Regions from separate parts of the Homo sapiens genome. Here region 1 is linked to region 2. Evidence: chromatin contacts called from ENCODE Hi-C or POLR2A ChIA-PET data. All regions are on one chromosome and are shown on one strand. The core of a region is the stretch at or near the end of the contact, and the rest is flanking DNA. Distances in the headings are between cores, read along the strand shown. Region 1 holds the start of ZNF800 (zinc finger protein 800). Region 2 holds the start of IQUB (IQ motif and ubiquitin domain containing).

Evidence for each region. Hi-C counts contacts between places; a loop is a spot of excess contacts on that map. ChIA-PET counts read pairs that join two places held with the same protein, here RNA polymerase II (POLR2A). Pooled maps may share reads with other maps.
Region 1: a map of naive thymus-derived CD4-positive, alpha-beta T cell shows a loop between it and region 2 (4-fold over the local background). The contact joins the promoter of ZNF800 here to the promoter of IQUB in region 2. A Hi-C loop is called at or near these places in 1 of 168 maps with a recorded cell type or tissue (naive thymus-derived CD4-positive, alpha-beta T cell), 1 of 37 single-sample maps with no recorded cell type and 11 of 50 pooled maps. POLR2A ChIA-PET finds 5 or more read pairs at or near these places in 1 of 52 experiments (T-cell).

What each region holds. Positions count from the first base shown.
Region 1 is chr7:127,389,179-127,395,101 of GRCh38, reverse strand. It overlaps ZNF800 (zinc finger protein 800), which reads left to right and starts at 2,394. Exons shown (of 6, transcript NM_176814.5): 1 at 2,394-3,042; 2 at 3,487-3,605. The coding sequence starts at 3,545. RefSeq lists enhancers at 1,595-1,724, 2,465-2,594, 2,439-2,939 and silencers at 2,035-2,434, 2,835-3,234.
Region 2 is chr7:123,533,324-123,539,155 of GRCh38, reverse strand. IQUB (IQ motif and ubiquitin domain containing) reads left to right here and starts at 4,561. Exons shown (of 13, transcript NM_178827.5): 1 at 4,561-4,664. It overlaps LOC124901740 (a long non-coding RNA gene), which reads right to left and starts at 4,625. Exons shown (of 2, transcript XR_007060507.1): 1 at 3,731-4,625; 2 at 2,897-3,551. It overlaps NDUFA5 (NADH:ubiquinone oxidoreductase subunit A5), which reads left to right. Exons shown (of 5, transcript NM_005000.5): 5 at 1-2,159. RefSeq lists an enhancer at 3,675-3,814 and silencers at 3,885-4,014, 4,095-4,244, 4,265-4,494.

The DNA.
Region 1 (5,923 bases), core at 1,145-3,644, 3.9 Mb before region 2:
CTGACTAGCACATTACTTAATCTCTCTGGGTCTCAATTTTTATGATTCTTTCTTTTCTTTTTTCTTTCTTTCTTTCTTTTTTTTTTGAGACAGAGTCTTACTCTGTTGCCAGGCTAGAGTGCAGTGGCGTGATCTCGGCTCACTGCAACCTCCGCCTCCCAGGTTCAATTGGATTATTTCGTTTTTATACAGATATGTTTAATATTTGTTTTACCGACATGCACATTTCATCTTGACTCTAATTCTAATTTTTCAAAGATTGTCTAAACTTACTCTGTTAGCAAGCAATTTTGAGGACCCTCTGGTACTGACCACTTTGCATTCGAATATAAATAACACTACATTTGCTCACAAAACATACTTTTGTGTGTTTTTTTTTTTTTTTTTTTTTTTTTTTTTTTACTCACACCTGGTCAGCAAACAACTGATATATCTGAAGCAAAGCTTTTTCAGGGTTAGAACAATTTAGACTTGCATATTCATTTTTAAGCCTATGATAAATATGTTTATTACATAAAAGTAGGAAAAGATCCTCTGAAAATGCAGAAAATATTTTACCTCACATTTTACCACGCAGAGGTCTCCAGTGTAGATATTTGCATGTTTCTTTCAGTCTTTTTTCACTGCATTTTTTGGAGTGACATTGAGCTTTATTAGTGTATACCATTTTCATATTATTACAGCCTTCTTACTGCGTTTCAAAATTTTTCTGCTTATTAAAGTTTTATATACTTAATTTACAAATTTTGCAAAGTATACAAAAGAATAAAATAAAAATCATTCATAATTGCACTGTTACAGCCCACTGTTAAAATATCACATTTCAAAATACTTCTTTTTTGTTGCTTAAGCATATTCCATACAACTAAATTTTATATAAAATGTGATTTTTATTGGCTGCATAACAAACACTATCACAGAAGTATCATAACTTATTTTACATTAATTTATAAACTGTGGCATTTCATATTTTAGTTTCACGTTGGGTGATGCCTCTTAACTATGGGACAGATATATATGATCATACCACTTATGTGACTAGTTAAAGATCACGTTTCTATCCCTTTCTTGTCATCCCCTAGAATCAAGCTGCTGCAATCCCCGGAGACCTAATGCAAACGCTTCACCTCCTGGACCCAAGCCATCCCGCCCCCCGCCCCCGCCTCTCCCGTAGCTGGGACCACAGGCACGCGCCATCCTGCCCGGCTAATTTTTTTTTATTTGGTTGAGAGGGCGTTTTGCCATGTTGCCAGGCTGGTCTCTAACTCCTGGGCTTAAGCGATCCTCCCGCTTTGACCTCCCGAAGTGCTGGGATTACAAACACCAGCCACTGCGCCTGGCCCAACATTTTTAAAGTAACAAATGTATCAATTTACAAACTTTCCTTTGGATTTTGAAAACTGAACTTTTTCTCTTCTAAACAAAGTCTATCTACTGAACTTCAGTTTTTTCAGGACCCCGCACAATGGCAGCTTAAGTTGGACCAACTGGAAAGGTTTTCAGTGGATCTTGGGGAGGATCGGAGACAAGGCGAATGGGCTTTATTCTCTTAAAATTTCCTGACGGGCGGTGGACACATATTTGCTTGATGTCACCAAGAGCAAGAATTACGTTCCAGGAGCTGGGAGGAAACAACGGAGGCGGCTCTCTCGCCCCCAAGAAGCGGCCCTTGGTTGGCAGAATTTGACAGATGACTGGGATCTTCGAGGATTTTCCAAGCAGGATCGGGGCGCAGAAGAGGAGGGAAAGTGCGTGAGCCCACGTGACCCAACTCCACTTTCAAGTTTGAGAAGCGGAGCTGCCAGGATAAATACCCATCTGCTACCAATAGATGCTTTCCCTCCCTTGGGCCTGATAAAAGAATCCCCAAGTTCCGGGAGGCATGCTTCGAAAATTGTTGGCAGGAAAAAAATGTTCAACTTTTGCCATTTAGCAATGCACTGACAGCCTTTTGGGGATCATCACTACTTATGGCTCATACATCTGCCCACCGCTTCCTAAGTCCTCTCCCAACCCTCCCCGAGTTTCAGTTCCACTGAACAGAGAACAGCGAGAGCAACAGTTTGGTGGCCGAGCAGCCCGTCTCCGTGGGCGCGCACGCCGCATCGCGGGCCTCACACCTCACTTTGGGCTTCGGCTCTCGGTCGGCCCGAGACTCCGGCCGCGGCCCTGGTGTCCCCCGCCCCGGTTCCCTCCCCTCGGACACGGCCCTCGCGCCGGCGGCCCCGGTCCCCTCCCCACCGGCCGCGGCGGGCACAGCGCGTCGCCTACCCACAGGCGGGGGCGCCGGCCGGGCGCATGCGCGCGGCGCTCCCGGGCGTGCCGGCCACACTCCCCCCACCCACTCGGTGAGCTTGTCACTTCCTGCCCTCGCCCCATCTCCGTCCGGGGTCAGTCAGTCGCTCCCTGTCGCTGCCGGAGAGTCTCTGCTTCCCCCTTCCTACGCGCTCCGCGGCGGTAGCTCGGGCTCTCCGGAGGAGGGGGCGACAGAGTAAAAGAGAGGCTGACTTAATAAAGTTTCCTGAAACAACAACTACCACCGAAAAGGCCCAAGGTTGGGGGAGACCCCCATTTTTCTCCGCCCCTCTCCTAAAGCCTGAGGGACCGTTGCAGGTGGAGCGGCGCTGGTGGGACCCGGGTTGCGGCGGCAGCCGTTGCCCCGGCGAGGGAAGCCTCAGGTCCTGCCCGCTCCGGTTCCGGCTCCTTCGGTGGTGGCGGCGGCAGCTGCTGCCGGGCGGTTCCTCCTGTCAACTGCCTCCGCCCGCGCGCCTCCCGCCTAGCCACACAGCGCGGAGGACGCCGTGAGCCGCCGCCGCAGTCGTCTCGGCCCGCGGAGGGACGTGGTGAGCTGTGGCGCTTCCGCGTCAGCGCCGGCGGGGACTCTTTGGGAGCGCGTCGGGCCCGAGTCCGGGTTCCCCCGCGTGGTCAGCGGAGGCTGCGCCAGGTGGGGCCCGCAGCCGCCTCCCACGCCAGGCTGTCCCCGCGGCCGCCCGGCCTGCCTTCCTTCCTTCCGCCCGCCCGCCGGCCCGCCCTAAGAGTTGAGTAAGTTGGGCGCACTTGGTTGTGGGGACGGGGTCTCCGCCAGGGAGACCCCAACGCACGTGCGTAGCGGGAGGGCGCGGCGTGGGCCAGCAGCCGGCGGGAGCGGCACCTCCGTAGTCCCGGAGCCCGGCGGTGCCCGCCGCGCTCTGCGCTCCGTTTCCGCGCGCCCGCCCGGGACGGCGAGGCCGCAGCCGCCCGCGCTGCCGGCCAGGCCTTCGCCCTGCGCTGCGCACCCGAGGCTGCGTTTCCGGGTAGGGCGATGAACCTGTGTGGGGAGTTTGGGCTGCAGGAGGGTTTGTGCGTCTTTCTGTTTTCTTTTCGAGAGGGAGGTGCGGGTCCGTGGAGGGAAAGCGGAGAGCTGATGATGGGAACGTATCTGGAAAATGCAGCCAGTGCCCCCCAGGAAGTTCAGGGCGAGTGACGGGTTTGTGCTTCTTTCAACAGCCACGCCGCAATGAAGAGCTTCTTACAGTGAAAGCAAAGTAGGTCGAGTCCACTGAAAATGCCTTTAAGGGACAAATACTGTCAGACTGACCACCATCATCACGGATGCTGTGAACCAGGTAGACCCCTCTTCGTCCGCAGTTGCTTTGCCCTCCATCAGAGCCACTCTGCCTTCTCTTTTTTTCTAGCTTTTTTTCCTCCTGCCCCAGTAGTCATTCTTAAGCAGGCTATGATATTCCCTAGCATAAGCCAGTTATGAAGCTAAAAGCTTGTACAAACAAGAGGTCTCCCCTGCTTGATCCCTTAAAAAAAAGTACTGCAAGTGTCACCTTAAATCATTTCCACAAGATCAGTCGCTCAGTCTTTTTTCTTTCTTTTTCAAGGCATCCTGCAGTTAATATACTCCTATGGTCTGTAAATGTTTAAAATTGAAGAGAAAGGAAAACATAGAATACTAGATTTGTTGTCGTGAAATTGTTTCACTGAAACTTTAAAAATTAAAAGTTTCTTAGGCATTTTAATCAGCAAGTAGTTCTGAAAGTCTAAAAGTGAGTTTAGTTTGGGTTTTAAAAGTTTGTTGAACTCATTGGGAGAATCAGGTTTTGCTAAGCGCAACCTTTAAAAAAATATCTTGGGCAGAACATATTATATTGCGAAATAAAAGAGAAATCTCTTTTTTTATTTAGGTAGAATACATAATTATTTCCAGGGTATTTTATGGAATGAAACTTGCTTTAGTTGAATTTATCATATGAAAAAGTTTTTCGGAGTCTCATGAAGAATACTAGCAAACTTTAATTTGATAAACTTGATATACTGTTGACAGTTCTACTTAGAACTTTGATATGCTTTGTGACAATCATTAAAAGGTATAACTTAAAAGGGAATCATTGAATGCATACCATCACTAAATCAAATAAAGGCTAGGCTATTCTAGTTTAAAGGCGGATGTTTATCATTATTTTTGACCTAAAAGTTATTAGATTTTTAATACATTTGCTTGCTTTTTGTTGGAGTATTTTAACTGCACTTATGTACTTGGATTTTATCACAGTAGAGTTCATTTTAGGTAATTTTCTGATTAATGGAAAAAAATGTTATCAGTAGAAGGGAAGAGCTTCCATTTTAAGAAAACTTTGCTACAGATGAGGATAAAATTCGTACTACAACCCTATCTCTACTGTACTTTGCTGAGATCAGTAATAACTTACCTGTACTAATAAAACAGGCAATCCTTGGATGGGATCCAGTTTCTATTGAACTGCTCTTGACCTGTTTAACTTTCAGGATCCTTTCACACTGCATATTTTGTGTATTTGAACTGCAGATATATCACTTATGTTTTACTGATGTTGAATGGAGTTTGCTAGTTTTGAACTATACAGATGTGAGTGCCATTTAAACTCATGTTCCACTGACCTTTTAGTCTAGTTTTTTTTTTCTGAGAACACTTTTAATCATTGAAGTTGAATTAGTTAATGAAACCATCTTATTTAGGAAGAAATTTATTGATCATTCATTTCTTTAACAAATTGTTATTGAACATCTATTGAGAGCACTGTTGAAGGCAATGGGGATATAAGTGGTGAACAAGACAGATAAAGTTCTTTCTTTATAAAATGTTTGAGTGGGAAGAGATAAACATAAAGAAGTAAACAAATAAGCTAATTTGTGATTATACCTTATTTAGTATGTTCTGGTAATGAGTTTTCTGAAGACTTTAATGTCTTTAAAGATGTTTTCTAGACTTGAGCTTTTTAACGTGTATTGAAATGTTTTTGCTTGTTTTTTTTTCTCCCCAACTAGCAGGAACTCAGACAAAATTGTATTAGTTTAAAATTTTCAACATCTTTTACTAGAAACTTTTTCCATGCAGGTTAATTTTCAGACTTATCACGTCAACAGTAGTTACTGTTTTCTTGCCTTGTTAGCTTGAATCAAACTTTCTTAGAATTTTGTTGAATGGATAAATAGAACTTTGTTAACTTATAGAGTAGTTCATTGTCATTATTTCAGAGGAAGGTATATGCTGAGTGGGTAGGATATTTCCAGGACTGAAAGAAATATGTTGTAGTGTGATAGCTTTTAAAAGATCATGTCCACAGATGGAGGGAAGATGACATAATGTTTGATAAAAATCTGTCCACATTTGGATTATGAATACTGGGTGAGTCTCCAGAGGAGATCAGTATATTCCTGATGAGGCCATTCTGCCTTGAAGAGATAGGTCAATTTATAGTGAAGGGTGGCACTATAACTCTGGCAGTGTATGTATTTTCTTAGTTATGTTTTAAGATTTTATTAATAGAAATTTCCAAACCTTCAAAACTAGATAATATGAGGAACTTGATGTAACCATCACACAACTCCATCAGTTGTTACATGGACAATCTCTTTTCCTCTATATTCTCTCCTCCCCTCCTCCCCCAATTCCCCT
Region 2 (5,832 bases), core at 3,312-5,811:
GTAGGATCAACTAGTCTGTCATTGGAATAGAATGAATTGATGCCAGCAGTAGTAGTCATCATGTGCAATCAGGCCTCAAGTTTTATTGTATCCTTTCACTCTCCCTCATTCTCCCCTCCCCCTCCTTTTCCCTCAGAATTGGGGGATGGAAGAAAAGAGAGCTTATATTTTATTGTCAATTTTCTAATCACATTCAGAGGAGCGAAGCTAATTAAGCCAATAACAATGTTTATGAATGTATCTTTTTTAAAAGGGAGATGACAATATATAGGAAAATTCCCACATGTAGGCTAATAGCAGCTTTTTCTTTTTCCTCCCATCCTCTATGATTATGTAAACATACAGAAGTCTAACACCCTACACAAGTGTATTGTGGGGTATGGGATTAAGTACCAAATTGCTGAACATATCACTAGTATTTTGGATTTGCTGAGTGCAGTCTTCCCATTAAAACTAAGTGTTCAGTAGGGAGGCGTGGTGGCTCACACCTATAATCCCACTACTTTGGGAGGCCGAGGTGGGTGGATCACTTGAGGTCAAAAGTTCGAGGCCAGCCTGGCCAATATGGTGAAACCCCGTCTCTACTAAAAACAAAAACAAAAACTAAGTGTTCAGTGAGATTGTAGCCTATGCTACAACAATAGTAATGCCAATTGTTTTAGAGAAAAGTAAATGAGAGGCTACCAGTTGTGTTTAGAGGAGGTCGACGTTTTATTTTAGACAAAATTCACAGGAAATCACAGTGGGAATGTGATAAGGGGTTTGAATGATTGATGGGGACAGGAAGAATTCATTTGAGAGACTAGAGATGAGTCAGTATTCTAGATCGTGAAGTAAAATAGTGAGTCATGTAGTGACTTAGCATGGGTTATCCTTAAATCCCAGTGTCTTAAGTGTATTTTTTATTCATACTGCATGTCTAAGGAGGGTTGGCAAGGAGTGCTCATAGACCCACAAGGAATCCAGGCTGAGTGTGGCACCATCAACATATATTTCCATGACCATAGTGGTGGTGGGGAATTGGAACATGGTAAATTACACATAGGAATAAAAAAAAAGAAACAACCAAGGTTAAATTTTTTTTTGACTGTGCCACAAAATTTATGAATTGAACTTGCCATGCATCACTAATAATTTTCAAATTGGTCTTTAGGTTTACATTAGCAGCTAATTTTTTGTGGTACACTTAAATGTAATTTATGATTGGCATCTGTATATAATTAAATGAAAAGCATTGCAAAGATTTCTATTTTGGTATTTCTCATGATCTTCAATTTTTTTTTAGGTGAATCTATTAGGTTTTCTAAAGATAACTATTTTTTTTTTTTTACAAAATATTGGCATTTTAATCTCTCTATAACTGGAGGGTGAATTATTTTTCACCAGAGTAAAACAGGTCCAAAGTCCCTTATCTAAATTCCTAATTTCAAAAATCTCTGAAAACAAAGTTTTTTCATAACTCATTTGGCAACAAACCCCACCTGAATTACATGAGGCTATTTGTGGTATTTATCGCACTTCAATGTGAATATGAATATATTTTGCCACAGATGTATCAATATATTTGATTCTAAACTGCTTCCTCAGACCCTCTTAATGTGTTACATAATGTAAAGTATATGCCCATATTTCCTTTCAAAAATCTGAAAAATTGTGAATATCAAACACATCTGTCTTAAAAGGTTTCAGAAAAGGGACAATAGACCTATATTTCCATTCTCTTAACAAGTTCACAAAGTGGTATTATGATCCAAATTTAATCTAAATAATTTCCAAAACAAAAATTTTCAGGTCCTTAGTTTTCTAAATTATTTTAATATTAAAAATATTCATTATTCATTTTAACCTGTAGTAACAACAGGAGATACTTTGAAATGCTTGATTTTATCAAGCCACTAGGTGGCATCTTTGTAAAAATAAAAGCACATCAAAAGAAATGTTTATTACATAAATAAATGCTGAGATGAATAAAGGTAGATGTTTCATGAGAAATACGAAGTCGTTTGGTGGAATAAATCCTGAGAAAATGCATAGATTTATCATGAAAAGGAAAATGGAAAATGGTATTGTAAAATTACTCTTTCACTTTTGGAATTGAGAAGCTTTTTCCTATTGGTTGTTTTCATTAAGTTTGAATATAAATTTATTATGTAACCAAACTACATTTGTGTGTATGTGCGTGTATGTGTGCGTGGACAGGATTTTGACATGCTAATAACTTTTCCATGCTCCACAGACTACCCAAGGAAGCCTAACTAAGTTAGGTTCCTATTTAAGATTAAATTGTATAAAGTCATCCTCACAGCAAACTACAAAAAAAAATGAATAGTGGCTATCAAGTCACATTTAACACTGTGAGACACTTAAGTTCTCTCCTACCAGTTTTTCTTCCCCCATCTCCTGACTCTATTCCTAAACCTACTGTTTGCATACCGTCTCTAACATTGAGAACAGTGAATGACAAATTTTAAAGAGGAGACCCAGCAAAGTGAATGTTTAAAACCAGTGGAATGTTTATTAGTAGCAGAATGTAAGATAAATTATGATTTTGGAGATGGGAGTGTATGAGTGTTTGTAAAATCTTATCTGCACACCTCCACACCTGGTCTACCCATCCAAGAAAGCCTAATTCTAGTGGTTACCTCTATGCCCATTTTTCCCCTTTACTTTTCATGAATGTGTGGAAATGATTAAAATGAATTTACTTTTACTGATCATTATTAAAACAAAGCCAATTTTATCTGAATATATATTTCACTATTCTAGTAAAAATATATTTTAAAATGGGATGACTGAAAAAAATGGCATTGGATATTACAAAGTTATTGGGGAGATGAGAGTGCAATTTCAGCAGAACAGTATAAAGAAATAAATGAAGACAATGAACATTTATGAATAAGGGAATGGACCTGTATTAATTTTATTAATCCTTTTAACATATCAAATCAAATTAAACAGTACTGTAATGGTTAAAAAATCTGGGACCTGGAGTTAGATTGCTTAGGTTTAATCCTGGTTCCCTCATTAAACTTTGTGTGCCTTAGTTTTCTCATTTACAAAATGGGTCTAATAGCAGTTTCTCCCTAATAAAATCGTTGTAAGGATTAAATTAGAAATCTATGTACGGTGCCTCATGACAATGAATACTTCATAAATGTTAGCTGCTATTATGAGATAGCAACATGTAGTTTGTTACTAAATTTCCAAGAGGAACATACTTGACTTGACCTCCAATACTATCCTGTGGTTCTTTAAAAGTTTTCTTATTCATTGATAGGCCGGGCGCGGTGGCTCACTCCTGTAATCCCCAACACTTTTGAAGGCGGATTGCTTGAGGCTAGGAGTTCCAGATCAGCCTGGCCAACATGGTGAAACCCCATCTCTACTAAAAATACCAAAATTAGCCGGGGGTGGTGGCGGGCGCCTGTAATCTCAGCTACTCAGGAGGCTGAGGCAGGAGAATCGCGGGAGCCAGGGAGGTAGAGGTTGCATTGAGCCGAGATCGAACCACTGCACTTCAACCTGGGCGACAGAGCAAGACTCTGTATACACTAGAAAAAAAAAAAAAAAAAAGAATTTGTTGTTAGACAAAATTTAGTTTATTAACTAATTTAGTGATTAACAAAAGTTCTTCTAAGCAGAATTATTTGATAGCTACTATCTCCCTTTTCTCTTTGGCTGCCAGGAAGCTGAGAGCCAAGTTGTTAGTTTAACAAAAGCAAGTAGGCACCTGACAGTTTCTCGCCTCTGACTTCATCGTGATGATTTCTCTGACTCGGATTTTTTTTATATCTGTAAAATTAAACTGCTGTCAGTGTTTGGTTTAGAGAGCTGTGCCGTTTCACAAGTGTAAAAGATCTTGGAGAGAAGTTAGTGTCCTGATTCACTTGGATCTAGGTAGCCAGTTGGTAACAGCCTCCGCCTCTGGCTCCTCCCCTTCTCCCTGCCGCGTCCCTCCTCCCCGCCCCTTCGCCTCTGGCCCCGCCCCTTCTCCCTGCCGCTTCCCTCCTCCACGCCCGCTCGCCTCTGACTCCTCCCCTTCTCCCTGACGCGTCCCTCTTCCTGTCTCTTCGCCTCTGGCTCCTCCCCTTTCTCCTGCCATGTTTCTTCTCCCCGCCCCCTCGCCTCTGGCTCCTCCCCCTTTTCCCTATCGCGTTCCTCCTTTGCAGCCCCCATCCCCCTCCTCTGGCTCCTCTTCTTCCCTACCGCGATCCTCCTTCCAGACCCCGGCCCCCAGCCCGCCTCTAGCTCCTTCCCTTATTTCCTGCCGCGCTCCTCCTTCCCGACACCGCCCCTCCGCCTCTGGCTACTCCTCTTCTCTCCTGCCGCACTCCTCCTTCCCGGCCCCACCTCCCCGCCTCTGGCTCATCCCCTTCTCTTCTGCCGCCCTCCTCCTTCCCGGCCCCGCCCCCAGTCTTTGGCTCCTCCCCCTACCCTGCCGCGCTCCTCCTTCCCGGCCCCTCCCCGCTGCCCTCTTCTGGCTCCTCCCCCCCACCCGCCTCTGGCTCCTCTCCTTCCCACCCCTGCCGTGCTCCGGCAGGAAGAGGTGGTGCCAGGGCCGTTGCTAGGATACGACCAACAGCTGAGAACGCGGCGAGTATGGAAGCTGCGTCTTAGGAGCCTGGGAAAGCACTTCGACGAGAATAGTTTGGTTTCGTACACAGGTAGGAGAACAGATTTTGACTGCGGCCTCCTGGTCCGACGCTTAGATCCAGCCTAGAGCCGGTGACAGCCGCGCTGGACTCTGGGTTCTGTGTGCTGGGCAGTGATTCCCACCTGAGCGCCTGGGGCTGCCTAGTCGGTCAGGAATGTTCCGACTTTACTTTAAAAACCGTGCGAAGCATCTCATCTTTCTCGGCTCCTTTTTTGGCTTCCCCTCTCTGATTTGGGACTTGAACCAGCAGCATCAAGCTAGGAGGTACACCTCACCTCACACCCTGGGTGCTTGTCACGGTAATTGCATAGAAGATGTGTGTATAACCCACACCTGGCACTAGAGACTCTTAGCCTTCCGTGGCCACCATTCTCATATTAAGTCGAGAGATTTTAGACTTTCCTCACCTGGCACTCTCACTCCTTCCTCTCCACCCTTGGTCTTTGCCTCTTAACAAACCTAAAAATTCAACAGATCTATTTGGTAGAAGGCAATACTGGATCCCTGCCTCACTAATTATACTACATTCTAAATGTGTTAAGCTTTAAATGGTAGGGAATGAAATGTAGGTGAAAAGGGAGACTTTTTTGTATGCAAACATGATAGAGGTTGCTTTTTAAACAATAAGATTTAAACATTTTCATTTGAATAGATAATACATAAAAAAATAGTTCGAATAGTAAAAAGAATGAAGAGTGAAAATCCTCCATCTACCCATTTCTCCCCATCTCCAGGCCACCTTCCACAGGTGTTTTAGACATACGCAAATATGTAGTTACACCTGTAACATTGTGCATACTCTTCTGTGATTGGCTTTTACACTTAAGACTGTGTGTCCAGTTGTTTTCTATCAATATTTACAGATCTGTCTCATTTATGCATTTATGGATGAATTTATGTATTTATGTTTCATTGTGAGAAGGTGTTTCGAAGCATGTCAGGAAATTTGGAAACTCTCATAAGCAAAAAGATTGATAAATGTCACTACCTAACAATCTAAAACTTTTATATAGTAAGAGAAAAACAACATCAAACATACAATGGGAAATATAAGGGCAACACACAACAAAGGGATATTTAATTATTAGGACTCATAAAACAATATGAGGATGTAAGGAAACAGTCAAGGGGAACTTCTTGGGGCTATAATAGAAAACAGTTTGATGGAATTTAACAAA